2 separate regions of the Homo sapiens genome follow, and region 2 is linked to region 1. Evidence: read pairs that join two places in POLR2A ChIA-PET (ENCODE). Cell type or tissue: A673. All regions are shown on one strand.

What was found. Peaks named below come from ENCODE experiments on the same cell type or tissue, not always from the same donor. Only the 100,000 strongest peaks of a DNase experiment are listed, where the experiment ranks them.
Region 2: POLR2A ChIA-PET joins it to region 1 with 9 read pairs; 3 of 35 experiments call an interaction of 5 or more read pairs at or near these places.

What each region holds. Positions count from the first base shown.
Region 1 is chr5:17,419,758-17,422,257 of GRCh38, reverse strand. All of the region lies in intron 1 of LINC02217 (long intergenic non-protein coding RNA 2217), which reads right to left. Among named protein-coding and RNA genes, the nearest start is that of LINC02217, 17 kb to the right of the region's middle. In A673, no CTCF peak of the experiment used is centred here; no DNase peak of the experiment used is centred here.
Region 2 is chr5:17,339,528-17,342,027 of GRCh38, reverse strand. No RefSeq gene overlaps it. Among named protein-coding and RNA genes, the nearest start is that of LINC02111, 47 kb to the left of the region's middle. In A673, no CTCF peak of the experiment used is centred here; a DNase peak (open chromatin) is centred at 997.

The sequences.
Region 1 (2,500 bases):
CAGATTGCTTGAGTCTAGAGGTTTGAGACCAACCTGGACAACATGGTGAAACATCTCTACAAAAAAATACAAAAAAATTCGCTGGGTGTGGTGGCATGTGCCTGTAGTGCCAGCTACTCGGGAGGCTGAGGCAGGAGGATCGCTGGAATCCAGGAGGCGGAGGTTGCAGTGAGCCGAGATCACACCACCGCAATCCAGCCTGGGTGACGGAGTGAGACCCTGTCTCAAATAATAATAATAATAACAATGTAGAAGAATGCCTGGCACAAAAAAACGGTGTTCAATAAACATTGGCCATCATTATATTGAAATGGAATCTATATGCATTTAGTGTGCTTCTCATGACAAACTTCTCAAATCAAACATTTCAAAGTACTTGGAATGATTTGGCCTGTTGAAGTGACAACATTTTAATGTTCATTTAAAATGTATGTTTGAGTCATTGACTTAAACTTCAGGTCTTAAGATAAAATCATACTAAGTCTGGGCATTATACTAGAATATCAAAGATAATTAAGGCTCTCGTTATAAAGTATATTTTTATATTTATAATAGTTATTTGGGATGAGGGAAAGTTTTATTTGTTAAGGCAGATAACAAAATTAAAGTAAAAACTATAAAATGTATAAATGCTTATTTACTACAGTAATATACCAGGATGAAATGGGATTTATCTAGGTCTGTAAATGGAACCAACGTTATTCCCAGGCCCTTTAGAAATTATTGTGAAAATCTGCTAAATAGAATAGAATAGAATAGAATAGAATAGAATAGAATAGAATAGAATAGGAAAGTCTGTGGGCCGGGTGCAGTGGCTCACACCTGTAATCCCAGCACTTTGGGAGGCAGAGTTGGGCGGATCACCTGAGCTGGAGAGTTCAAGACCAGCCTGACCAATATGGAGAAACCCCGCCTCTACTAAAAATACAAAATTAGCCAGGCGTGGTGGTGCATGCCTGTAATCCCAGCTACTCGGGAGGCTGAGGCAGAAGAATCACTTGAACCTGGGAGGTGGAGGTTGCAGTGAGCTGAGATCGCACCATTGCACTCCAGCCTGGGCAAAAAGAGTGAAACTCCATCTCAAAAAAAAAAAAAAAAAAAAAAAAAAAAAAAAAAAAACAAGAAAGTTTGTAAACTGAGCTTTAAAGATTCAAAAACAACTGGAGTTTTGAATTCCCAACTTTCATAAACTGAATACTAGTTGGTTCAAAATAAAAGTAGACAATTGATCTTTTCTAAATTTTATACACCTTTCTGCACATAAAAAAGATTTTGGGAAGAGTAAAAAAATAATGAAGATGAAAACCCAAATGTGTGACTCCTAACCAAGGAAAGCTGGTGTCAGGAGAGTGGGATGTCCTCAGTGTGCAGGGACTGGAGAGGGAATGGGTGGGTAGGGAATGGGTGGGAATAGTGGCAGCGTCTAGACAAGTGGCCCAAAAATAATAGTATTATGGGCAGAAAGGGAAATTTTCCCTGAACAAGAAAAATAATAATCATCATCACAAAATACTCAAAGTGCTCTGGACACCATGAATGAGGAAGAAATGAACCCAGGTAGGACTTGCCAGACTGGGAAGGGAAGGAAGTTGTCCAATGCAAGTTCTTGGAGAACCGCAGCTGTGACAGAGAACAGAGTTGGGGACTCTGGATCTGAGCACCCTTGCTCTCTGCAGAGGCTCCCTTTATCCCAAAACCGTGCTGTTGCAGCCACGACTAAACCAACAGGATTTCTTGGTAGACACTCCATAGCACATATTCAAGAGTGAATGTGTGTGGGTGTAACTTTCTGTTAACAAGTTCATTCTCCAGGACAGTTTAAAAGATCTGAACTCTGAACACCAAATGCTGAAAGCTTTCTTGAATTCTGAAGGGTATGTACCATAAATCTAGTAAAATTTAGTCAAAAAAACTTAAAACACCTTGAATGTCTACAGGTAAATGATAATAATACTGCTGCTTGCCTTTATTTAGTTTACAAAGAGCTATTTTCTGCATTTTCTCCTCTGCTCCTCAAAATGGCCCAATTATCAGGGGGACCAATCAGGCCATTTTTAACTTCATTTTGATTAACATTTTAGTAATGTAACTAAATGCACACACACACACACACACACACACACACACATACATACACTCATTTTCGCCTCACCTTTTGCAGGAAAAAAACAGAATTCCCGTGATCAATTGGCTTTCTGGGCATCGAGTGGAGATGAGCTGCTGAGAGAGGCTGGCACTGATGGACCTAGGCCTGGTTAATATCCCTCTGTTTGGGAAAGGGTTGGATTCTCCTTTTGGATTTCAGACAATATAGATCTCTAAGACTGTGGGGCTGCTATCGACAGTAAATTTCCCAAGGTGGGGGCCACCCCTCTGGCCAGCCAGGTGACCTTCCCTGGGTGAGCTTAACCCTATTCTCTCCTTTAATGCCTAGGTAAAGGAAACATTAATTCTGCATTTCAATGTAATGGAATTAAAAACATCCCAGACTGGAAGATTT
Region 2 (2,500 bases), 80 kb after region 1:
TCAAACTCCTAACCTCAGGTGACCTGCCTGCCTCGGCCTCCCAAAGTGGTGGGATTACAGGCGTGAGCCACCACACCCAGCCCACTCTTATTTCCTATAATCAATTTTCCACAAAGAAAATTTAAATTAGACCCTGCCATTTCTCTGCTTAAAACTCTCCAGTGGCTTTTCATCGCACTCAAATCTAAACTCCTTCCCCCAGCCTACAAACTCATCCATGGTCTAGGCCCTGCCCACTTCTCTGAGCCACTGTCTGAGCCCCTCCCTCCAAACTCTGTCACACAGAACCTTCTTTGTATTCTTCCAACATACTGACTTTATTCCCACCTTGGGGCCTTTGGACCAAGTCTTCTCTCTGCTCTGAATGCACTACCCTGGGTCTTCACAGGTCTAATTCCTTCTGGCCATGCAGACGTCATATCAATGGCTTCCCCTAAAGAGAGTATCTCTAGCCCTCTCAATTCAGGCAATGACCCAGCCAGGCTCTTAACTGTATCTGCTGTTCATTTGTGTGTTCATGTTCACATGTGTTTGTATATTTGGATATTGCCATATAAGAAGAGACAAAATCTACTGCATTAACTGTGATACTTAGCTTATAGTCGGCCCTAAATAAATATTTGCCAAATAAATGAATTAATCAAGTAATTCATTAATAGAACTTTGATAAACTATTTATTTGAAGTCAGTTGAATTAAGCATGGAACAGTTTTGTTAAGCCTATTTTTACTTAATTCCTTCTCCCAGGCAACCTCTGGGGGGAAAAAATAGGCGACTTTATAGAAATAGCCTGGCAAGGGCTCAGATTTCTTTGAAACACCTACAAGCAAGGGAGTTTGAGGCTAACAAGAGAATCACAGGTTTCCAAGAATAAATGTCCTTTTAAAAATAGGCAATCTGCCATGCTTTGTAACAGGGCTTCAAAACCCCATGACCAAGCCCTTTCTAGGAAACCTCAGTGATGTGCATCTCATTCAACAGGCTCTAATTGGCTATGTTCTTAAAGGGCCTTAAAATAAATAACATGCCTTATCTGATTTGAATTATAGCCAAACCTTGTCATTTGAAGGCGATAAGGCTCTAGTGAAAGATATCACATTGGGAAAGGAATGTTGAACTTTTCTCTGTTCCTGAACTTGAGAAGGAAAAAAGTTAACTTGTATGCTCCTATCTAATAGAATTAAGCTGTGAGAGAACTAACCTTATGGAATGCAAATATCCAGACACATTATTAAAATAAATAGTCAAAGTCATAAGTATTCTACAAGAGTCCAATGTCTGGCTCTCCATTGTTACTTTGCAGACAGAATTCCCATTCAAACGTATTAATTATATGTAGCATGAAGCAGAATGAGAATTTAATATCATAATCAGCTCTAGGTAAAATTGGGTATTAGGAATTTGATGTCCATGTCCCTAATCTTATTCACACACACACACACACACAGACACACACACACACACACATGCAGATGACCGTGCACATGACTCACCCAATTAAAAAAAAATCCAAGAAAGCACTTGATGTGATTTATTAACATTCTAATATAAACCAGTGTCTTAAATCTTTCAGAAATATTTCTATCTCTTTTTAACCTTAAAATAAAATATTTTGTCTCTGACTGAGGCATTTTGATATTGAGCATGGAGTTGAGAGCATTATTTTCCGGTGGGGGTCCGTGGGGCAGGGTCTCCTTCTGTTGCCCAGGCTGCAGTACAGTGGCACGAACATGACTCACTACCGAAGGGCATTATTTTAGAGTTAGAAACCTATGTCTTTCCTAAAATTACACCATTTGACTAGCTAGATACACACTTACTCTAATGTGTCACTTTGGAAAACAGGAATTCTGCCCTCATCATCCAGTTGGATGGAACCCTTAACAGACACATGGACTCGAAGACTTGAGAACTTCTACCTGCCTTCTGGAAGCACCAACACACCCACACCCTCATCCACCTTGTTTTGACTAACAGCTCAGGTAACACAGCTGAGTTCAGTATCAATTTCCTAATTATTCATCCTGACTGTACTTCAGTGAAAACAAAGACATTTCTACCCCACTTGCTTTCTCACATTTTCCTCTGAAAGAAAGCTCCTGTCAGAAACTATTATGACTTGTTAGAAATCCTGTGCATTTCAGTAAGCTCCATGCTACTCAGAACACAGCCTAGGAAGGGTTTCTTATGCAAAGAACTGGCATCCTAATGACGCAGCACAGAGACAGCCAGTAGACCCAACTAAATCAAGACAAGTGGAAAAGAACTGAAGTTCGAAATGGGAATGGAGGCTGGGCGTGGTGGCTCACATCTGTAATCCCAGCACTTTGGGAGGCCAAGGTGGGTGGATCACCTGAGTTTGGGAGTTCAAGACCAGCCTGGCCAACATGGTGTAACCCCGTCTACCAAAAATATAAAAAATTAGCCAGGTGTGGTGGCACGCACCTGTAATGCCAGCTACTCTGGAGGCTGAGGCAGGAGAATCATTTGAACCCAGGAG